Linked DNA regions of Mus musculus: all the other regions are linked to region 3. The links are chromatin loops, found by intact Hi-C in ENCODE. Cell type or tissue: left cerebral cortex. All regions are shown on one strand. Each heading gives the region's core, and the rest is flanking DNA. Links, peaks and the distances in the headings are about the cores only.

What was found. A loop is a pair of places that touch in the nucleus more often than their neighbours do. Peaks named below come from ENCODE experiments on the same cell type or tissue, not always from the same donor. Only the 100,000 strongest peaks of a DNase experiment are listed, where the experiment ranks them.
Region 1: it touches region 3 in a loop (2.7-fold over the local background); 7 of 42 quality-filtered maps call a loop at or near these places.
Region 2: it touches region 3 in a loop (3-fold over the local background); 6 of 42 quality-filtered maps call a loop at or near these places.

The regions. Positions count from the first base shown.
Region 1 is chr1:176,995,399-177,003,571 of GRCm38, reverse strand. All of the region lies in intron 16 of Sdccag8 (serologically defined colon cancer antigen 8), which reads right to left. Among named protein-coding and RNA genes, the nearest start is that of Gm15423, 58 kb to the right of the region's middle. In left cerebral cortex, for the core only: CTCF peaks have their summits at 3,297 (motif pointing right) and 4,298; a DNase peak (open chromatin) is centred at 4,332; H3K4me3 peaks cover 24 bases; H3K27ac peaks cover 196 bases.
Region 2 is chr1:176,975,185-176,983,357 of GRCm38, reverse strand. All of the region lies in intron 16 of Sdccag8 (serologically defined colon cancer antigen 8), which reads right to left. Among named protein-coding and RNA genes, the nearest start is that of Gm15423, 38 kb to the right of the region's middle. In left cerebral cortex, for the core only: no CTCF peak of the experiment used is centred there; DNase peaks (open chromatin) are centred at 2,352, 2,969 and 3,910; H3K27ac peaks cover 2,550 bases.
Region 3 is chr1:176,875,492-176,883,664 of GRCm38, reverse strand. It overlaps Sdccag8 (serologically defined colon cancer antigen 8), which reads right to left. Exons shown (of 18, transcript NM_029756.3): 12 at 5,559-5,675. Among named protein-coding and RNA genes, the nearest start is that of Gm15423, 61 kb to the left of the region's middle. In left cerebral cortex, for the core only: CTCF peaks have their summits at 4,514 (motif pointing left) and 5,756 (motif pointing left); DNase peaks (open chromatin) are centred at 4,477 and 5,735; H3K27ac peaks cover 454 bases.

The DNA of each region.
Region 1 (8,173 bases), core at 1,380-6,379, 120 kb before region 3:
AAGTCCTCCGAAGTAACACTTCCAACCTTATTTCCAAGCACAGCCATCGGACCTGGCGCATGGGCATCCATACCCTGGAAAAGCCAGGAGGAGAAGACTATGAACAGTGTGTGCAACCAGCCTGCATTACCGCAGACTATGAACTGCATATGGGACTCAGCTTGCAGAGAGTGCAGGCCTGCTGAAAGCCATGCACACGCACACTGTTCACCTGTGCTCAGAAACCTAAGCTGCTCAGGGTGGGGCACAGAGCCCATCAAGCACAAATCGAGCAGTACCTGTTGGGGGTGGGGGGAGAAGCCTCAGCCGAGGAGACAGCCATTCCCTTCCCAGCTCCCCATCTTCCCTAAGCACAGCGGCACCGGGTTTGCTACACTCCCATCCCCCCACATCACCAGCTACACAATCCTAACACTGCACTGAGTACAAGTTTTGAAAATCCAATTACCCTAATCACTGTTCGAGGTAATTAATTCTGGCGACTGAACCATGCTAATTTAAAGTTGTATACTTTGTTCCAATACTTAAAAATTGCCACTGCATTTTACATAATTCCCTCTCATTAATGTGGTCAGACAGATTACATGATGAAGAACTCATGCACAGGGTTTTATGTTGTCAGTGGCTGCTTTGCAATGTAAACGTCCTTGGCCAAAACCCACTGTCTTAGTCAGGGTTTCTATTCCTGCACAAACATCAGGACCAAGAAGCAAGTTGGGGAGGAAAGGGTTTATTCAGCTTACACTTTCACACTGCTGTTCATCACCAAGGAAGTCAGGACTGGAACTCAAGTAGGTCAGGAAGCAGGAGCTGATGCAGAAGCAATGGAGGGATGTTCCTTACTGGCTTGCTTCCCCTGGCTTGCTCAGCCTGCTCTCTTATAGAACCAAGACTACCAGCCCAGAGATGGTCCCACCCACAAGGGGTCTTTCCCCTTGATCACTAATTGAGAAAATGCCTTACAGCTGGATCTCCTGGAGGCATTTCCCCAACTGAAGCTCCTTTCTCTGTGATAACTCCAGCCGTGTCAAGGTGACACAAAACTAGCCAGTACACCCACCCTGGTTCAAAAATGATTTAAATGATTCTGGGGAGAGTTACACCTTCCCAGAACTGTTGCCCCTTTCCTTTTCAGAGAAGTTCTCTATTGGTCTGCTGCCCACAGAGACAGAACAGGGTTCTTGAGGGCAGTGATGGTGGTAAATGCCATGCTGGAGCTGAGAGGTTCCTGAGAAGTCATATTTCAGCCCATTATGATGAAAGTTCTGCCAGACAGTGTAAGGTGACTGCCCCAGTGAGACAGCCTGTGGAGGCATTTAGGACAGGGACCTATGGTGTTGGACTCAAAGTCCATCTGTCCTTCCTTCCTTCCTCCATCCATCCATCCATCCATCCATCCATGTATCATCTATCTATCTATCTATCTATCTATCTATCTATCTATCTATCATCTATCTATCTTCTGAGGTGCTCGGATAGAACTCTAGCTTTAGACTAAGCATGTGTTCTACCACAGAACTATAGCCCCAACCCAGACCTCAGGGGTGTGGCTCAGTGGCAAAAGGCTGTCTATCAACTAAAAGCTCTGAGTTACATCCCAGCAGTAAGACAGACAGAAACGAAGGAGGATGAGAGGAATGGGGGAGTCAGTCAATTTGTCTGTCTTCTGTAGAACACTAAGCCTAAGAATTTAGACAAGAGCCTTGAAACAGTGACCCTCTGCAGCATTCTAGAAAACACTGGCTACACAGGTTCTGAGGGCTGCTGGAGTGAGGAAAGAAGAGAAACTTCCTTCTTTGCCCTTCTGCTAGCTCAGGGAGGATAACAGATTTGGTACTGTTTTTAATTCTTTCTCAATTTTCAATCTATTGCATGCTGGTGGTTTTGTGCAGTACAATATGCGCACAGCTGCATTTTAAAATGTCTGTGGTTTTCTGGCTACCCTATGTCAGTTCTTGCCTTGTGGCAGACCAGTAGCAAATCATTTCAGGCCAGTCCCAGTAGCAATCACTGAGACCAAAGAATAGTGCTGGCAGTGGGGGTGGGAGGTGGAAGGAAGCTGCAAACACGATACTGCTCTCAGGATGCTTGCTAAGGTGGCTTCACTGAGCCTTCCTCGGTCACCTGCTAAGCAGCACACCACCAGGGGAGGTATTCAGGCATCCTGAATGTGCCCTGCCACTCCACAAGTCCCCTAAGCGTCCAACAGTGCCACTGAACTCCACCACGGAGTTCCTGCCTAAAACAGTGCTTCCACCAGAGACTTTAGAGCATCGAGGGATGGGCGCACATCCCTCCTTTGTCACTTTCTCAGACGGTTAGAGCTACCTGCCAGGCTGAGCCCCAGTACCTTTAGGGATCTGGTCATGGACGGATGATTGCAGTACAAGGACAAGTGGCAGGCCAAGCATTTCAGATTCTCCATTAGGGATGCTGCTGGGTAGCAAAGTACTTTGTGGCATAATCATGGACCCAGGTTCCATTTCAGTGTCTCAAAAAACAAAGTTGTTTTCTTTGAACCTTAAAGAACCCAGAAACTCACTTGCTTAAAGCCTGAGTTATGCCAACTAGTTCTTCCTAAAGTAAGAGCAGGGTCCTGGTTAAGCATGGCTCTTGAAGACAATAGGGCTGGGAAAAGATGCGGCTGTAAAAGCAGTCTGCAGTGCTGAGCCCAGGGCTCAGGGCCATCTGGAGCTGAGGCAGGAAAAACCCTCCTCCCTCATATCACCTGTCAGTGTCTGCACTCTGTGACACACAGCGTCTAAAGAGTTGTAAGAACACCACCAAGGAATTCCACATCCCTCTATCCCAGTTCTGTGGGGAAGACCTGCTCTACCTGGTTCCTCTCTCCCTCTCACCTCTCCACAGTTGTTCTTTCTCCTTAAAAAGTTACTTTGCAGCCAGGTGGTGGTGACATACACATTTCATCCCAGCACTTGGGAGGCAGAGGCAGAGGCAGAGGCAGAGGCAGAGGCAGAGGCAGAGGCAGAGGCAGAGGCAGAGGCAGAGGCAGAGGCAGAGGCAGAGGCAGAGGCAGAGGCAGAGGCAGAGGCAGAGGCAGAGGCAGAGGCAGAGGCAGAGGCAGAGGCAGAGGCAGAGGCAGAGGAGGCAGAGGCAGATCTCTGAATTCAAGACCAGTCAGGTCTACAGAGTTCCAGGACAACCAGGGCTACACAGAGAACCCGTGTCTTGAAAACACAGAGCAAAACAATCACCCACCCACCTTACTTTAATGTACATATGGGGGTTTTTGCTGGTGGATATGATGTGGTTCCTCCAGAGGCCAGGAGAGGGAGTTAATCCCTTGAACTGGAGTTAGACAGGTAGCTGTGAGCTACCATGTGGATGCTGTGGATCAAACCAGGACCCTCTGGGGGATCAGCCGGTGCTCTCACTGTAGAGCCACCTTCTCCAGGCCCTTTGCTTTTGTTCTCTCTTTAACCTTCTGTTCTTTAGTATATTGGCTGTGTAGCCCAGGCTGGTACTGAACTGGACTCAAGTGAGCTTCCTTCCTCAGTGTCCCATGTCACCCCTCCTGTCCTCTGCTCTACCATCCAGGATTCTTTTTTGAGCACACAGTGAATGGCACGCCCCACTGTCCTTTCCTCTTTGATGTTGCAGTGTTTCCTAAAGAGAAGTGAACCCTTACAGAACTGCTTACTGGCAACTACCTTACTCTATTATTGCTATAGATCACAAGTCTACCTAGAGTAACCACCAGTTTCCTTGCTGACCTAAAGCTATCATCTCTGCCTGCTACAGAAGAGAACCTCTGCACTGTCAGGCTGCCTTTCCAGTCTGGAGCACTTGGTGCTCAGTTTCACTTTGGTGAAGCTCTCCCAAGTTAAGCCAACACTAGTCTTAAAGGAAGGTATGCAGCTATCATGTGTGGGCTCTGCTTAGCCGCTGCCCCAGGGCTTGGAGGCACAGTGCCCTGTTTGAGGAAGATTCTCTTCTAATAAAGTCCTGCTGCTCTAGGGACCTCAGCCCTCATGGAGGGTGTCAAGTGAGGGCCTCCGCCATTTCCTTCCAACTGGACCATCCTTAGGGTGGCCAAATTGGTCACAGAGGTGTGATGGAGGAAGAGTGAGCCCACGGCAGCTAAGTAACCAGATTCAGTCACTACGGTGTACCTACTGGCACACATCTTAATTAGGTTTTAATGCTAGTAATTTGATAACAACTCCTGGCTATGGGCTAGAGAACCTGTCAGTGCTGAAAGCTTTTTATTTAGTTTCTCTTCCCTCTAACACTGAGGCAGCCTCCCCGCTGACCCTTGTCAAAGAACCCCATCTGCTGGTTGCCACGGTAACTGAAGGAGACCAATTGAGCTGAACAGAGCGACTCAGAAATAAAATCTGCAGCCAGAGGAATTCTGCTAAGAGTAATAAATCATTTAGTAAAGGGGGTCCTCCACATGGTGATGAGTGTTGGGATAATATGATGGCATAACTCTTCCAGCTAGAAGGTCCATGACAGATCAGAGTGATTAGACCGGCTGGAGGGCTCATTTGGTTTCTAGTGGGCTCAGGCATCGCAACAGACAGATCCGGCCCAGTTACATGCCACTGTGGGTGGGGGTGAGGGGTAAACTTAACACTTGGACCACAGAATGTTCTTATTTTAAGGAGTGGAAGGCAGCCAGCTGAGGCTCCACACACCTTACTCATTTTTCTTTAAGAACGTGTAAGTTAACCAACTTCCCAAGTGTCTCACCTCAGGTTATCCTCCGCAGCAGCATGTTCCCGCCTGAAGCACCTAAGAGGGCAGGCAATGTACCCTTAGAGGGCAGGGCTTTTTCTTGTTTTCTTTGCTTTGCTTTGCTTTTCTTTCCTTTTTTTTTTTTTTTTTTTTTTTTTTTTTTTTGGTTTTTTTGAGACAGGGTTTCTCTGTGTAGCCCTGGCTGTCCTGGAACTCACTCTGTAGACCAGGCTGGCCTCGAACTCAGAAATCCGCCTACCACCAAGTGTGACCGTGATGGTCTCAGAGGGGCCTAGGGGCTTTGCGCTCTAATTTTGTAAGGCTCCCCTGCACTGAATGATGGGCAGAAGATAAAGGGCCTTGTACCCAGTCCTAGGAGACAGAGGCCAAAGGAGCTGCATTTTCAAAACAAAAGTTCTGGGTTGTGCTAATCGCTAAGCATGTCCCCCTACCTGCCATTTCCTTGTTTGGTGTGGGCAGAGACACAAGGGTCCTGACAGCAGATCAGGACAGGAAGGCAACACCGCTGTACAGGCCGTGCACGGCGCCTTCTCACCCGGCCGGCCACTCCTCACTGGCTGCCCGGCACCATTTTGAGAGGTAATGGTCAGGGACTATGCGTACTCCCTGACCCCGAGAATACACTAACTCACCCTTGGAGATCATTTTCAGCCAAACCAAAGGTAGACTTTGATTTCTCCCTCTGGATGCTGCCAACAAACTGCTTCTGTCTTAGTTTTCAGAGAAGAGGAGCAGCTGTGCACTTAGATCCTGCACCGCCTGCTCTGAACCCAGGCCGCACCCCGCCCAGACAACAGCGACAGCCTCCAGTGCGGCTGGCCACCCCGTGCTGGGCAATTGTCCTCCTGCAGGTGCAGCCAGCCACAGGGCTCCGCATGGGCCACGGGGGCGCGCCCGCCTGTTCCGCCTCTGGATACCGGTGGCTTGGCCAGCACCCCCTGCCCACCATGAGAGGGCCGGCACCTGCAGGGGCCGGCTGGGTGCCTAGCATCTGGCTAGGGAGGCTCCACAGGGGCTCCCGGGGCCTCTGGACTTTGGCAGAAGGAGGGGATTAAAGCGAGCTGGCAGTTGAGGGAGGAGATGGGTGAAAGCTTCATTAACTCCATGCTCGCGGCCCAATTTCATTCTCCTGAGAAGCAATGTGAAAAACAGGTTGATTTCCCGGCGATGCAAGAGGTGCTGTGGGTTTGTATTTGCTGTCTTTAATTCTAATTCCTTATTGGTAAACAAATAAGTGAATCATTGTTTGTTGATGATCATGGACGACCCAATTTTTAATTAAAGAGAAAAAAATCTTGGCTAATAGAGAGGCCAAAGAAATATTACCGCTCGTTTTAATTTCTATGAAGTAATTAAGCTTCTCTTGTGACTTAATTGAAACTGGCAAGACTTAAGAACTCACTCAAAGAGGTGACAATCAAAAGGTGCTGGATGACCCCCCCCCCCAGCGGGTTTTCCGATCAACCCTCAAATGTGCCCTGGAAAACTGTACCCGTGAGTCCTTGAAAATATTTCCAGTGGGCATGCTTTATGCCCAGGCCTTCATTCTTGATTTTTGCCCCTCTACAAAGTTACACTTTAGAGTTTCACTTGTAAGCCCTACTTAGAAATTCCCCTCCAAATGCTTTGTCTGCTCGATCTCCTGAGCTGCCCTCATATTTCAGTTTCCAGACACTCTTGAACTTTGCAGACAGCGCCAGTTTGAGCCTGCACAGAACAATCAGCCAGCGTATCAGTTCCCCTCAGAGACAGTGAGATTTCTCTAGCACAATCTGCCCAACCTGAACTCCTTCCTTCAGAAACATTTTGCGTTTAGAAAGAAACTCGCAGCTGAGCCTCCTAAGAAGCGACATGTAACAGACAGTGCGTGTGGTGCGGGGCGGGCAGCTCGGAATGAAAAGAGAATTTTGTACTTGGTTTCTTCAGCGCCATGCTCATAATGTACACGTGGCCGAAACTGACATCAGACAGGGAAAGTAAGACGCTGGGGGGAGGGGCATGTGAGGGCGGTGGAAAGACAGAAAATATGTTGATAAAAACAGGAACTTCTGTTAATCTACATTTTCCAGTCACTGTCTTAATTAAGAATGTTAGGAAATATGTTACAGTTTAATTGCATTGTTTCAAGAAACTCAGAGGCTGACAAATTCCAGGCTGTGTACACTTGGAAAGAAAATGGGATCCGATTGACAGTTTCTTCTAATTGGCGAATAACAATCAGAATTAGGCTTTTCACAGATACAGGCCCCCAATGAATCCCAAATTCACAAGACAGAGTAAGAATATCCTAACCTTCAATGTGTTAGCAAAAAATGGGCTTGGGGAGGAAAAAAAAGAGAGAAGCTGGCGTGCTCAAGTGTGTAAGAGCACAATTTACAACACAAACACCAATAGTTATTTAAGATGTCCTTGTTAAGAATCTCCACAGGATTTCTAGATGACCCCATTTAACAAGAACAAAGCCAGAAACCATGCCAGTCTGCAGACACATGCCATCTCTAACCGCCTTTCTGCTACTCCAACCTAGTTACACAGGACCTGGCTTCCACCTTCTTTCTGCAGGAGGCTGTGTGTTGCTACAACAGACAAAGAAGAACGCACTGTGGCTGTTCCATGTTCTGAGGGAAGCTGTGCTAGACACACACCTCACATGGCTCTGGTTTTTCATGTTTTTATTATTTTAATGTGCATGTGTACATATGAGTATGATATGTGTGTGCACCTGTGTCTGTGTGTGTGTCTGTCTGTCTGCATGCATGCATGCATGCATGCGTGTGTAATATATGTGAAAATTCAGAAAACAACTTTATGGAGTTGGTTCTCTCCTTCTACCTTGATGGGTATCGAACTCAGAGCACCAGGCTTGCACGGTGAATAGCTTTATGTGCTGATCCAAGTGGTCAGCTCACTATGTCAATTCTACCCTTTCCTTGGTTCTGTGTGTGGGGAGGGCGTCCAGCTGGGGTCAGACATGATAGGCAAGGCATCAATATTCGGTATGCTCTGTTCCCACAGGGCTCAGAAAGGCCAGGAGCTGACTCACCAGTCACTCTCAGAGCTCTCAAAGGTTAATGAAGATTTGCTGAATGCTTCTCTCAGGTCAACCCACTGCTTCCTTGGTTGTTCTCAGCCATTCGACCTTCTATAAGCCAACTTTTGTCACATCTGAGCCTCAGAGTTAGCTATGAACTAACTTTTCCAGCCACTGGCGATTTTACTGCATGTACAAAGTCCTCTTCTCAGCAACAGAGCACAATGCTTGCCTTGCGATGGCCATGTACTGCCAGTACCCTAGGTCTCAGCGCTCAGTTTATGCTTATTCTGAACTATAAAATAGCATCTGAGCTCTCAGATGAGCCAGGGAATGGCAGGTATGGCCTAACAGTGCAGTGACTTCACTGGTAGAGACTGGAAGACCTACAACAGTGGGAGGGTATGCTCTCATGTGCTC
Region 2 (8,173 bases), core at 1,380-6,379, 100 kb before region 3:
ATGAGAGGACAACTTGTGGGAGCTGGTTCCAGGGATGGAAGGAAGTGACCTTTACTTCCAGAGTGACCTGCTCCAGCTGGGCTGGCCTCAGAAGTATCCCAAAGCATTCACACGAGGACTAAACCAGCTCTGTGAACTCAGGTTACCTGCTTGTCCCAAGCCAGACACAGAGCTACCATGAACCCCTACTGCCCATGGCAGGATTGAGACTCAACACAAGACCTGGTAACTCTCCTCAGACCTTATCTGTGACTGATGTCAACCCAGAGAGAAAGCCAAGGAGTTGGAGTTTCCACCATGTGGCACGCTCCTGGTTCATCCCGTGGATGAAGGGTAGGGAGATTGGAAAGCTAGGATGACATGAGCCAGGGAGGAATGTCTGCGCCGCAGCTCCCTCGGCCCCTTGGCACAGATCAGGGCCCCGCTAATCCTCATTCTCAAGATACATGGCTGAAGTGTAGAGACCTTTCTGACTCATGGACTTATTTCTAGTAAACGCTGGACAAATAGGGAAAGACTGGTTTATTGAGTAACATTATAAATGGACTTTGCACTTGAAATGTGGCCAAGGCAAAGCGTTCTAATAAACTAACTCACATTTATAAGCATTACAAGGGAGAATTATTATTGCAAATTAGGTTGCTAAGTGAAGAATGACCACTTAACTAATCCATTTTGTAAATGTGGATGTAATACATTGGGTTTGCTTACAGTGAGATCTATGACAGCAGCTCGGCCTCCTATCAGCTGCATTTGGAGTCAGACGTTTTGAATCAGGGTCATTCATCACATTTCAGAGCCTCTGGTCTCCCAGAGTGATGAGCAGGATCAAGAAGAGAAAAGCTAAGCTGCCAAGTGGTTACATGAACAATTCTTCAAGGCGAGGCAAACAGACCCTCACAGTTTCCCAGGAATTCTATCCCTTCATTAGACAACAGAAGGATCCTTTCTTCCAAAGCTATTGTAGGTCTCTTTAAAAAACGTGCCCTAAAATTTTCTCCTGTATTATGGAATTTTAACCCTGTGTATTAGATATAAATTTGAAATTAATGCTGATTTTGGTTATTAAAAGTATTATTTGACAGTAGACTGCCATTGTTTGAGACAGGGACTCTTTCAGCAGACTATGCTGACACTAAGGCAGTAAGTGTTTTCCAGCTCATCTCCCCAAGGAAACTAGCAAGCTGACAGTCCAGGTGACACTGAGACAGTGGGGTCTATAAGAAGTTTCCTATGGACACCCAGCTAGCAGTTAGCACATTTGTAATGTGCACTGAAATCTTGATTTGTTGAGTAACGTATGTGTTGTGAAGAGCCACATAGATCACTGTGCAAAATTCAGGGAGAGTGAAAGAATCCTGGTCTAGAGCTATCATTACCAAGCAGGGGACCCAGCAGGGTCCTAAGGAGGCAGTGCAGGTTTCTAGACAGTAGAGTTTCCTAGTAGTGTATCTCAGTTATTGAATAATTTAAATTCTCTGAGTCCCAACTTGGTTTTTTGGAGGAAAATATTCTTCTTATTACTAAATGAGATGACCTGTTGCTTTTAACTGCAGCCAAATCCACAGTGGCCATTCAAAACTAAGCTTTCTTCCTAAGCCGGATCTCTGCTGGTCACTGTGGAAAACACTTTAGATAATCAGCTTAGAGGGAGGGAAGGTTGGTTCTGGTCAAGGATTTCAGGGGTTCAGTCTGTGGTTGCTTCCCTCTGTGGCCATCAGCCTTGGTGTGGCAGTGGCAGATGGCAGGCGGTAGACAGAAAGGTCTTGTGAGAGTCTCCAGGTCTTGTGTTGAGTCTCAATCCTGCCCTCTCATCTCATGCTGCTTGGGAAGCAAAAGGTGGAGGAAGGAGCTTGAACCCCAATATCCTGGCCAAAGGCACACCCCAAATGTCCAATAAGGTTCCCAATGAGGCTCTGCCACCTCCCATTAGCACTGCAGACTCATGACCAAAAGCACAGGGTCCTTTTGAGGACACAGCCTTACCCGCAGGTATGACAGGACACCCTGTTGTGACCTGAAACAGCACTCCCCAACTTCAGAAGGACCAGGCAAGGATTAGGCCTGTCTGCCCGGCTGACTGGGCACAGACAGGAAGTTCTGAACTTAGTCCTATGGCATTAGTACTCAGGTGCTCTGCTTGGCTCCCGAGTCTCAGAGTCGCAGCCTCAAAACAAAGGCAACACTAATAACCCACCATGTACACTGTATGAGTTTCCGTTCTGTGTTTTAAAGGTCACTGAATATATAACAGCTAGATAGCTGAAGCAAAATACCATATTCATCAGTGAAATGGGGAACTCTGCAGCCTTCATCTGTTCTTATTTTAAATTTACCACAGTATGTAAATTAGAGGATTTAAAAAGCATCAGGCAAAATCTCAGCTAGGTGCGAATGAAAAGCACAATCAGAATCGAGTTTGTGCTGCTTCAAGTGTGAGCCTTTGCCAAATGGAAAGGGGCTTAGGTTTTACTACTAATCTGAGCGTGTGCAAAGCCAATAGAAAGATCCCAATTACTGTTAAATACCCAGAGCGGGGATTTGCCGCTAAACTGCCGCAGAGTATTGGTCTCAGGTTGGCTTTTGTGAACATCTTACTTTATGTCCTGAAATCATCACAGGAGAATACCACACACAAAGCTGAACTTTAAATACACAGTGCCAGTCACACCGCCCAAAGAAAACAAACCAAGTGCACTTTGGGTTAGAGACTAAAGCACCTGGTTTGAAAGCCCCCCCCCCTTTTTTTTTCCATGTAGCTGAATCTTTTTAGCCAGGAACAGCAGTTATTCTATCAACTTCACATTTCCAAACAGGATTGATAGCAGAACCAGATAGCCTGCTCTCTCGCAGGGTTTTCTTACACATCCTGAACATTCACACTATATAGAAATGTACAGAGGCGGGTTTGTGATTCACACCCTTGTGGATCTCAGTGGGCCAATATGTTACATTGAGACATCAGCCTACTATTTCAACAACACCCTGTCTGGTTTCCATGGAACAAGCTACCTTCAAAACAAAATGAGCCACATTACAGGATGCCAAGGGGAGAGCAAAACTCAAGTGCCGCCATCTCTTCTCACACAAGCTTCATTAGAGCCGAGTTCCCAGGCTGCACAGATCCTGCAGGCTTAGCAGAGGGCCTGGAGCCATCTGAGCACAGTCTATGTTTCTGAGTCTGAAGCACTTAGGTGACCACAGAGCGCCCTGTGGGGCAGAGACAGACACCCACTGAATCACCAAACCGAACCCTGATCTCATAAATTCTCCGACCCCCTGGCCTGAATTCTCAGTCTTAGAATTATTTTTATTATTTCCTGTTCCACCTAGCAACATAATGATATTTAATCAAGTTTGAAAAATTAAAGTACTAAGATAAATACTTTCTTGGCCTCACAGTGCCCATTTAAAATGTACTGTGCTAGGCTGTGGGCAATCGGTACCCAGAAAGACATGAACTCTGCAACTTGAGGCATTTAGATTCCAGAGTAAAACCAGTGCACACAGAGAGAGCACAGTGAGCAGGCTGACTCCATTCAACCTGAATGTCCTGAAGGCTGGGAAGGATCAGACTGCGAGTCCAGCCTGCACAATGGAGCGTCTAAAACAACAAACTGAGATGCACTTGCTTGCTTCCAGAAATGACTAAGTTCTACATTTTGCCTATGGTTGATGAAGGTGGAAGGCCTGACTATAATTCCAGATTAAGAATCCCACTGAAGGTATGGAGGTGCCTGGCAGCCATGAGGAAACAGAGCAAGGAGGGAGGGGTGAGGAACCAGGTCAAACCAGGAAAAAAACCAACCAAACAAACAAACACCCTATAGAGCTCTAAAGCAACAGCAGAATTTGGAGCTAGGGATAAATCTAAAAAGCCAAATGTTAAAGCCAGGGCTCCAGTTCTGTTTCCCAGATGAGCAACACCCACACTGAGCCTGCTCCTACTGTCTGCATTTTCCTTTGCAAAAGAAACAAATTCAGCACAGAGAGCCTAGACTATTAGTGAGTATAATGGGAGACAACAAGCCAATAATTCCTGTCCTAGAGGCAGACAGTATATTCCTCTGAGTGTGTGTGTGTGTGTGTGTGTGTGTGTGTGTGTGTGTGTGTGTGTGTGGCAAGATGGAGCACCCATACATTTGCGTGTGAATTCACCTGGCATTTGGAAGAAATCATTTGGCCATCTGAGAAGCAGGGTGCTAAAGGGCTGTGCAGAAAGTTCGCAGACAGCTTGGTGGCACAAATATTCAAACTTGGGGTTACAACATATAAGTAAGTCACAAAATTAATTTGGCAGGCAAAAATCAACCTTCTAAATAGTAAAAGTAGGAAATCAATATTGCAAAGTCCATGACAAAATTCAGTATGATTTCATGAAGTCTTCTTTTAGTATGTGTGCATTTTTGTGTGGGTATACTAGGCTTCGATGCTAACTGTATGCAATACTGGAGACCCACACTAGACTGCATATATGTGTGTTTGAATAAAGATGTGAGGGAAGAGCTGAAGCAGAGCTGGGCTACTCTGAATTATATGGCGCAAAGACCTTGTGTTCCCCAGGAACGTGGGAACAAGGGTGGGCAGGCAGGTGAGAAGGGAGTTTCCAGGGTGGGCACAGCCTGGACAGAGCTGAGCATTAGTGGGGAACATCCCTTTGCATAGGCGTATGGTAGCACGTGCTCCAGATTACAGTGCCTCCAACATACACGCTTCAGCAGCATCCTTGTGCATTTCAAGTCTTTGGAAAAAACAAAGAAATCACTGAGTTCCATGTACACACTAGCGGGAGGCAAAGGCTGAGTTCACACCTGTGAGACAGTCACGCTAGAGCACAAGGAATATGTTACCTTGGATACAATCTATGTCTACTTACATATTGTATATGCAAAAAAACAGAGCACCCATACATTTGCGTGTGCACACACACACACTAGTTCTGGTCTGTTCCCTCTTGATATTTTGGTATTTTGAACGTTTGGCAGCTAATGATGATAAAAACTTTTGTGTTCAGCAAGTCATTTTCTTGACACTTTATGATTCCATTGAAGAGAATTCATGCAATTAATGTTGTGATGCTTGACATTTTGGTTTGGTTTGGCTTTGTCTGTCTGTCTGTCTGTCTGTCTGTCCGAGACAGGGTTTCTCTGTTGCTCTGGCTGTCCTGAAACTCTCTCTATAGACCAGGCTGGCTTTGAACTCAAGAGATTCTCCTGCCTTTGCCTCCTGAGTGTTGATGCTTGGCATTTTTATGAATAAACATGTTATTTAAAGATTTTCAATATTCTTTTCAGAACTAACAATCTTGGGGTCATAAACAGTACAACCGGCCAAAGTGAAGGGTGGTTATACTTCTCCCACAGAATGCCATCCTTAATCTTTAGGCACTAGGACAGCTCCTGTGTGTGTACAGTGGAACTCGGTGCAGCTCTACCTGAAGTGCAGGGTGAAGGGTGCTAGCTGGGTGGTGAAAGAAGGGTGGGGCGCATCCAGACAAAGTCAAGATGAAGGACAAGTTGCTAGACAGTGTCTTCTGGATATGGCCAGGACGCTGCCCCAGTGCAGTCACACAGACATGGTCCTATACAGTCTCCCTGGTGTGCCAACAGGGAGAGAGGGAGAGTCTCACAAGGCCTCACTCTCTATGAAGAGCTACAGCCAATATATGGCTGTGAGAGACGAAGTAGTCAGAACTAAACCTCATACATCAAAACAACACTAGCTGAGAGCATGGATTCAAAGACTTCAAAATCACTACAATAGGGAGGCAGAGGTGGAGGCAAAGGCAGAGGCAGAACCAGCACTGGAGGCAGGGGCAGGGGCAGAAGTGGGCATCTGTTTGAGTTTGAAGCCAACCTGGTCTACAGAGTGAGTTCTTGGACAGCCAGGGCTACTCCATAGATTCAGTCTCCAACAAAACAAAACAAAACAAAACAAAACAAAAGCCAAAGAAACAAAAGAACTGTCCTAATTGGGGTTTGTAGATTTCATATACACACAGGCATGTATGTGTAACCATATGTATGTATATGTGTATAACATGTATGCATGTGTAACAATAATAATTACAGAAGAGGAGGTCATGAATTTGAAGGAATATAGGGAGGAGTTGTAAGGGGGAAGAGGAGAGAAGGAAATAATGGATATGGAACTCAAATGAGAAGTATTGCCTAAAACATTAGCCACTGCAACAGGGAGCACTAGAGACTCAGGCACAGAAATTACTTTAAAGACAAGAGACACAGAAGTATGTGTGTTTGGTTAGAATAGGAAATGTGGGACCTCTTTCCAAGTGTCAATTTTTAAAGGCGTCTCTGCATGGTCAGGTGACAGAAGACAAGTTTCCAACCTCAGCTGTATGTTGGTTCTCTTATATAGAAATCATTAGCATTGTGAAAAGTCCCATTTTAGTTGGTTAAGAGAAAAGCTGTCATAATCTGTACCTTAACCATCAAGTGTTAGTGGATCAGGCCACTGAGGAAAGCAAAAGCTAGAAAAGTACTTTACTGCTTCCAAGTGACTGTCATAGACTGGTGAAGTCAGAGTCATTGATGCAACTGCTACCAACCTCAGTAGGTAGCTCCATTAAATGGGACCTACAAAACCTTCCAGACTAAGGGCCAACTACTAACACACTGAGCTAGTACCTGGCCTAAGTCAACAGCAGGCGCCATTTCTGCTCTAATGAGATCAAATCACACCCAACAGCCTCAGTTGCCGCTCAGTGAGGCCCACTGGGTGTTCATTATCGCGCACATACAAACCTTAGGTATATATTCCTTAATGACAGTAACTAAAGACACGTGGGCTGGGCAAGTGCCCCAATGCGAGGTTATAATTAAAAGGTGTAAAAACTTTAACAAATGTTACACATTTTTTGAACAGCAAGTTCCGTATTTTTTTCTCACTTTTGCTTTTCCATAATGTGAGGAAAACTATAAAAGGTAAAGTGTTGGTGCATGTAGACACCTGAGGTCAGCCTTGAGTATCATCTTCAGGAGTCACCATCTTATTCTGACACACAGGCTGTCATTTGGAGCTGGGCTTTAATTCAGCCAGGCTGGCTAACAAGCGCGCTCCAGGGACCCTGTCTCTGCCTTCTCAGCCCTCGGATTATTATGGGGATAATCTGAAAGAAATACGAAGCCTGGATTTTCTTTCTTTTTTTTTTTTTCTTCTTTTCAAATGTAGGTGCTGGGAATCAAACAGGTCCTCACATTTGTGTGGCAAACACTTTACACCCAGCCATTCTATACATCTAAAGATGATGTATAGATAGTGGATATAGGTGTTACAGCATTTAGTGAGGGCCTCCTGAACTCAGGCAGAGTGCAAAAGGTACAGAAAGGACACATTCTTAATGAGTTCCTAGTCTGCTGAGTCGGACATCTTTCTCTTTGTCCGGCTTTTTTGAGATGGTGTTTCTCTCCCATTATAGATGCCCTGTGCTGAAATTCTCAATGTTGAATTTGTCAGTGTGTCCACCACAGCCAGCACAAGTCAGACATCCTCGGGACAGTTAGGATGCCCTGTACATTTCATCAAACTACCGTTTGAACCAACTGCTGAGCACAGGCAGTGATGTCAGAAAGGCTGCCGTTGAGGCCCTGGGAGGATGAGTGACCACAGCACCTGGTATGCAAGTCTAAGGACCTGACTTCAGGCTCCAGACCTCAGTAAGAAGCTGGGTGTGGGCCTGTGGCTGTGCTGCAAGCACCTTATAGCCCCAGAGCTGTGAATGGTGGGCATCCAAGCCAGAGGTAGCTCTAGGGCTTGCTGTCTAGGTTCCAAGACAGACCCTCTGTCAAAGGAGTGAAGCAGAGCGCGATAAAGCGGGATATATTGTTTCTCTTACAGATAGATGTTGCATATGATATTCCTCTAAATCAAAATATGCACTGTTTTTCAAGGCCACCTTTCAAGAACTGGGGGTCTTCAATAAAAATATGTCCCACACCTACAGGCTACAGCAGGTATATCGAAGGAACAGTCAGAGACACAGCACCTTTTCCCAAGTGACTGAGCTATGTACTGTCCTTATCATAATGATAAACACTAAAACCTAAGGAAGGAAGGAAATGGGTGGATGCTTCCATTCATCCTCAACTCAAAGGTGGATCAATTAAAAGAGAAGTAGAAGGAGCGTCTCCACCCAGGAGCCCCTCAGCACACC
Region 3 (8,173 bases), core at 1,489-6,488:
ACTTTGAAAAGCCCTTGTAACTAGCTGAGTGAGATCCTGAGCTGAGAAGAGCCTGGGCTACAGAGTATAGCAAGTTCTAGACTAGCCTGGGCTACATGGTGAGACCTTACTTCACAAAACCAGAAATAGCAAAGAAGGGCCTAGTATTTGATCGATGTCTCACAAGTTTTAGTGACTTTTATCTTGGGACAGTCTGATGGGCCAATGGACCTTCAGTTCACCTCTGTGGAAGTCTTTCCCTGTCACTTCAGCCCTGGAACGGTTCTCAGAAATGTGTTCTCCTCCAGTCCCTGCCTTGTCCAAGCCTAACTACTGCTGGGACCTGCACTTGGGTGGAAGGAAACAGGTCCTCTAAGTGGGGGAGCTGGTGATCTGTATTGTCTTTGCCCCCAGCAGGAGCCTAGATAAGAACTTGGGCTGCTGGGATGTACACACACATACATGTGTCAGGACAGGACACAGAGGTGGCCATCCATGCCCTAAGCTTCAGCATAAAGCTTTTTGCTCCCTTTAGGATAAAGGAGAGTGACTCCCACACTACCCTGCACAGGGTGACTAGAAAAACCTGAGGGGGGGGGGGATAGGGTTGGGAGGGTGGGCAGTCAGTCAGGAAAGCACTTGCTGAGCAGGGTGAGAACAGGAATTTGATCCCAGAAACCAGAAAGTGCCAGGCATGGCAAGCACTGGTTTTGTTCTGAAGTTAAATATTCCTTAATTTTTTTATTTCTGGCACCATCACTATACAGCAATTTGCAAGGCAATATACTTGGTATAAAAAGGGGTGGGGGGAGAAGATGAAGCTACAGGAGATAACTGACCTCAGAAATGCATATCTGTTACTGCACTACATTAATTAATAATGTTTTGTAAACCATGCTATGACAGTTGTGAACAAGAGGGCTTCCCTTTGAAGCTGCAGATGTTTCTAACTATGGACCGTCGCTCCCTCTGAGGCTGATCCTTACAGTTCGTCTTGCATTTGGGACGGCTGTCTCAAAGTAACCTGCAGCTTTCCTGGCAACTCCACCTTCTTTTTCTAAGAACTATAGCCATTTTCTGCTGTTTGCTAGACCTTCTGCCAGCAGATCCACCATTTCGACAGCCAGATCCATAGCTGTCACCATAGGGATTGCCTGGGCATCCTCCACCAACCATGCCCCCTTCATGGACCCACAATTTGATAGCTGTTGTCCATCATAATTTTCAAAGTCATTATACTTTCCTCCACCACCAGAGTTACTTGCACCAAAAATTCTCTCCATCATAATCCCACCACAGCCTCCTCCACCACCATATCCACCACCTTGGTTTCCATATCCTGGTCCACCACCGCCTTAGTCTCCTCTATCTATAGCCAGGATTACCACCATAGCTGTCACCATCATCTCTAAATACATTGTATCGACCTCCATAACTACCACCTCTGCCACCATAGCCTTCTTTTCCACCAAGGTTTCTAACCACAACCAAAACTACCACCACGACCCCCCAACACCCAGGTTTCCTCCATTAAGTAGGAAGCCCCCCCCCAACCTCTCTGTGATCAGCAGACTGCATCTCTTGTTTACAAAGAGCCCTTCTCACTTCATAATTATGCTCACTGGCAGTGTGGTATTTCTGAACAACATTTAGCAGCTCTGTTATGGTCATCAAAAGGAACAAAGGCAAATTCTGCTTTCCCAACTCTGCTGCCTTCCAACCTGGATAATTTCAATGTGCCACACTTTTCAAAGCAGTCTCTCAGACTATATTCTTCGCTATCTTGTTTAATTCCACAAACAATTTTTTTCACTATTCAACGGGCACCAGGCTTTACAGATGCCCCACGAAACTGGCTTCTTTCATTCTACCACACACACATTAACTTTGTGTAGTACAGTACACATTGCTTCATCTATCTCTTCGACGCAAAAGCAAGTCACAAAACCAATGAAATGTTCTGGTAGGGTCTCCCATCACCATAGTCTGTCAGTGTGCCCTACTCTCAGAACATTCTCCTAAGCTATCATTTGCAGCTTCAGAGCTCAGACAGACAATGAACAGCTTCCTCAGATGCTCTGGCCTCTCTGGATCATGCCTCCCCATCCCACCTCTATATGTGCCCTTGTGCTTTATACATCCCTAAGTCACATAACAAATTTAAAATACGATGATTGGGGGGAGGAGGAAGAAAAGGAGGAGCACAAGAGACTGAAGAATAAGGAGAGCAAAGCCTGCTACGAGTACCTTTATCAACACATTTCTCTTTTCTGTTTTTTACTTGCCCTGGACCCTGATCAAAGGCGAGAGGCAACAAAGAAATATCTTTGAGACTCAATTATTTAATTCAAAATTAACAAAGAAAATTCCAAAGATGCATCTTTCATTTCAAATGAGCTAACCCTGTAATGTAGCCAGAGTTTCCTGAAAGTTCCTGAACCTGAAATACAGGACTCTGAAATGATGCAGTTTGCATTTCAGAGTTTCTGGCCCCTTCTGGAACGTGAGAAGACACAAAGGCACAACCCGGCCACATGCTCACAGTGTATCAGAGGACGAAGGTGCAGCTCTGGCAGGGCGACCGGCACAGTACGGAGCACAAAGCCTTCAGAGGGAAACCTAATAAAGAAAGCTAACATGCTTACCAAGTGTCCTTTTCACTTACTTTTAAAGAAGACAGTACTGCACCATTTGAACAGACAAAGACACACCTGCTCTACATTTTGGAATAAACCAACTACAAAACACTTTTTGAGAAAAAGAAATGTCAACATAAGCTTCATGCTATTTGCTAGTAATTATTGTTAATATTCTTCAAAGTAACAATATGATAATATGAGCCTTTCCTTCAATAACATATTTGTAGGTAAAATAATAAATATCTGAGATTTGTTTTAAATATTTTTGTGAAAGGAGAGGAGGTAGAGAAAGACAATGAGAAAGGAAAATTAGAAATTAAGATGGAAAAATATGATAATGAGGTGAAGTTAAGAAAAAAACTGTGAACTGGTGGGACAAGATTGACACACACTGAATCTAAGTGCTGGAAATGCACAGGTTGTTTATAATGTTCCTTTTGTCTCATATGCTTTTAAGTTCCTTGATGGGGTGTGTGTGTGTGTACCTGATGTTTATATAAAAAAGAAAGAAAGTAAAAAGAAGCAAAGAAAGGAAAGAAGAAAAAAAAAAAAAAGAAAATAAATCAAGGCACAAAGTTCCCAATCTGCACACAAAATGCCTTTTGTTTTCCGTGGTGCAGAAGCAGCCCCTGAGACTGACAGCAGCTCTCCAAGCCTGAGCGATACAAAAGAGCTGATGGGAAGGGTAATTCACCCATGGGTCCTGACACAATATAAGAAGAAAAGAAGAAAGTGGGCGGAAGAGACAGCCATTGTTCCCCCTCTAACCTTTCTTTCTAATTATGCCAGAGTCAAGGCTCAGGTCGTGAGGAAAATCATTCCAGTGGTCAAGCATTTGCCCGGCTGTGTATACATCAAAGAGGCTCTTGTGCTCACCACATTCCAGCTCAGTTTCCCACCTACTTTCAAAACCTACCAAGTGGCCAGATTAGCTAAAATATGAATAAAATGATGCATTATGGGGAACACCTGTTTGCAACCCAAGAGACAGTCTCCTGGTTATGATGACTGTATGATACACAAGGCTTTAAAATTAAATATGTTTTATATCATGGTAGGTATTGCAGATAAGTGCTTGACATGTCCAGCTTTTCAAAGCTAAATGTAAATTTCTCTCCTGGGTGCAGATGGTGGCCAAGCTAAATAACTCTTCGGACTTACAGACAGAAGGTCAGGTCATGGCTGAGAGACCAAAGAACAACTGCTGCTTTGCTGCTCCAAATCACCCAGGGAATGAGAAGCGACTACGTCTGAAACTGTCTGTTCAGGACAAACCAGTTACAAAGAGCACCTACAAACTCTCCTCACATTCTGTTCCAGGAAAAAACAGGAGCATGCAAACCTCTCCTCACCCTCACAGGTTTACTGCTACAAACTGGGTCCTCCCCGAGGGTACAGCTTCACCGCAACGGCACCACTAAAGATGACCAGAGAAACTTAGTATTTCAGTCCACCAGGGAGCACGGACGCTCTCCTTCAGTTTCAGCCTTTGTAGCATTATGGGCTGATTAAGAAGACAGCATGCTAAAGAAACAGACACTAGAAGGGATTTAATCTAGGTTATTCATTTCCTAAGACACTCACTCTTGTTACTGTAGGGTTTTGCTTTGTTTTTTGTATTGCTAAACATGATAATGTGATTTTAAATCATCCCCAAACTCTTTGCTTCTGTGTTCTATTAGTAGGAAATATTATACTTCTGTAGTTCAGTATAATAACTCAAAAGATATTTAATATTACAGAGTGTGCCAACCTGACTGCAAAACCCTGTAGGATATCAGAAGGAAGAGAGCACTCCACTTGCTTAGGAGTCCTAGGCTTTCAATCCTTGACTGAGGGAACTTTCCATTCTACTATCAGGGACGCCCCCAACTGGACAAAATAAAATCAGTACATGCTAATATGGAAAGATCTTCTAAGATGTAGAACTCATCATAAAGTTGCATCTACTCATATAAAAACTACTTTTGTTCTGGTTGTCTGGGTTTCGGCTGTGATTTGAAGTATTCTGCACAGGGCTTCATTAGCACTTCCATATTTAATACTTTCCCCATTGCATTTATGTCATTTGTCATCAACAGCTGACGGCTTGAAAGGGAAAATATGTTGAAAATATGATAGAAAGCCTTGCTTAGAAATATGTTGTAAAATTATCTGGAGTCACCTACTTCTGAACTGTACGGATATCTCTAAATTATTGATACTGATACCTCAGTCATATTATTTTAATAGAATACACAATCTGCTTTTCTTGGCTGTAAAGAATGCAAACCTTCAATGGCCTATAATGTAACATAAAAATAGAACATCAAAAGTCAATCTGCCAGAACGTTCTCTTTAAAAGCTTTCCCCAGAGTCAATTAAAATTGGAGTATCTATACAATCTCAACAGAGTTATAACATAAAACATCTGTTCAAACTGAAATTGAAGCGAGTAGCATTTTCCCTAACATTTCTAATTTCACTGTATTTAGGCTTCCTGAGCACACAGATTCATGGCTATCGTAGTTAAAACTGGTCCAACTCTGCCAACAATCAATTTGATTGACATATTTACATATCAACTCATCTCATCTTACAAATTTTAAAGTTTCTCATTTAAAATTGGATGCAAGTTGGCATCTTTCAAGAACTTTATGTGCGTATATTTTAGGTTCAAACTGTGCATTAGAACATTTTTTAAAACTTTTTCTAAGTAATAGATACATATCCAAATGTATATTTATGAACTGTCAAATTGGAATTTCATATGCAAGCAGTTGATTCTCACTACTTCATGTCAGGCGTCTATAAATGAAATTCTTTTAATAGTATGAACTGGGTCCTTACATTAGTTAGAAACATTATAAGAGAAATAGTGCCTTAGGGATAAAACCACAGCAACTTCAGAAAACATGTTACTAACAGCTCACAGCTGACTGTGCCAGCGTGCTTCCTTACCTGGACTTTCATTTCAAGATCCTTGTGAGACTTTGCTTTGTATTCTCTGTGTTCCTTTTCCACCTCATCCTTCTCCATTTTGGTTTTATTCAACTGAAAGCGCATTTCTCCACACACCTGTTAGATTGTAAAAACAGATCAGTAGCCTCTGGAATCAGCAGAGAAATATCTACAATTAGATCCTTTGGTGCCCCCTAGAGGACACACAGATAAAGTACACCAAAACTTTTCTAAGACTTGAATATGGTTTAAGATTTTGGAGGCAGTATAAGGAAGCATTGAGAAATGGCTAGCGATGTTTGCCACCAAGTTTGATTACCTGAGTTAATCTAAAGGTCATGCCTGGAATGAGGAAACTTATTCCTTCAAGTTGTCTTTTTAGTTGCATGAATGCCACAATGTACATTCATTACCCTCTCAAAATCAATCAAAATCTATAAAATAATGCAATGTATAACTAAGGAATAGAAGTTAATTTTCAGGATTATATTATATAAAACAGTTTCAAATGAATATTTTCAACGAAAGGCACTATCATCTGAAATCACGCAAGCTAAAATCAGTAATTAAAACAGTTAAAGTCTGTTATTATTCACACAGATGGTCATTCTCTCTATATTATAAAATATCTTTTAAAAAACTTCAGCTAAGATTTTAAGAAAATTTTTGTGAGGACAGTTTTTGCTAATAAACTATATTGTTGCTGTTCAGGTGTACAATACCAGCATTTATTATAAACCATACAGCCAGCATTAACCACACTGTTGTAGGTATGCAATGTGACCTAAATACCATAAAATAACTTCTGGTAAAAGTCATATGCTGGCTTTAAGCATGCTCTACAATTATAACTGTAGCAGTCTACATAAGAGGAAATATACATTAGAAGTGAAATAACTGTGATATTATTAAATAATATATATAACACCTTTAAAATGCTGCAAACTATTCTGTATGTAATTTACTTTTCTTTAGTCCAGGTCACTCACACGGAGAAACATATTTGAGAAATAGAATTATCAGGAAAATCTAAATAAAGAAACGATGAGCCTTTGCTATAACTGAGAACCTGTAGAAAGTTGAGTTACATCACAACGCTTTCTCTGACTTTCAGATCTGCCTTTTAATGGTTGCATGTTATCTAATGGTTATTCCTGCCTGAAACTTTTCAATTTGGCATTTCTTAAAAAATGAGTTTTAGAAGCTTTGAAAAGTTTTGTTGTTCTTGAGTATTAAACTATAGTAAAGTATGTAACCTACATGCCTCCCTTTGCTCAGATAAAAAGCTCTCTAGAAACAATAAAGGCAGCAGAGTTCCAAAGCTCTGACAAGACAGAAACACAGCCAACAATGCTGCTCCATGGGCATCAGAAATGCTCGCACCATACACAAGTCTATCTGTAATGCATGAGAGTTGATTCTTCCATTCAAAACACTATAAACTTAAAATGCTAAATAACCTGTTCCAAACTGTTTAGCTTCAATAGGTGGACAGATGAATTGGACAACCCTCAATTTATAACATCAGAAAAATAACAATTTCTCAATGATGAAAAACAGAGACTTTATCTAAATGTACTCCATGAGAAATGTCTGAGTCGAGTCCTCTAAAAATCACCTCATTCTTTAATTTTAACTCTCACTTTCTTAGTCCTTTCAGCTCATTGCTTACTGTATTCATCTACAACAAACCTCGAAAGTAAGTCTAGGCATTCTACTGAGGCGGAATTATCATCTGAGGACTGGAGGTTTTCTCAAAGTCACTTAGTCTAATGTGTCACTCTCTGAAGTCTGAGTCCTGTTGGGCAGCTGTGGAGACAAACTCATTTTTTCCATCACTACACTTCATTAAAAGGTGTCTCCTATAAGGAATCACAAACAAGTACCATGGCTTCCATCCCCAAACCTGTGTGTCCATTCTTCTACAGACCCATCTGCATCCCTGTCTCCAGACAAACAGACAGATGGAAGTAAATGGAGAATTAGAGAGAGAAGAGAAACAGCTCCTTTTGTAAATTGTATAAGTAGAAATTAATGTAAAGGCTAAAAAAATTATGATTAATTAATTTAAAACAACAATAGAATAAAATGTATTAAAATTTAAGGAGATATATTATTGTATTATAATATTACCTATAAATTTAGTGATAATGAATTGATTTCATTTATATATGATGTTTGGAAATATTTGCTTTCTTACTGGTCAAGGGACTTACTTGAAATCCAGACAAACTAGTATTTCTTAAAATAAATCAATTAAAACCACTATATGTTTTAGTTCTCACTTCACTGGTCAGAGAGGCCCAAGGCACGAATATATAACTTAATCAATAAAATAAGAATATGCCAAATATAAGATGAAATTAAGAATTTAATAGAAAATGTTGATTTTAAAAGTAGATATGAAACAGAAGAGAGAGGAGGAAACTTCTTATATCAAACAAACCTTTCAGCATGCCTTAAGCAATTATTGGAAAGACCGGGCTCATACTATCTACAGAAAAAGAATCACTCCTTGCTAACTTAGACAGGTAAGTTTTGTTAAAAATTCAACAATTAAATAGAACTATTCACAAGTCTGTCTTTGCCAATTGATTTTTTGCTACAAATTAGCT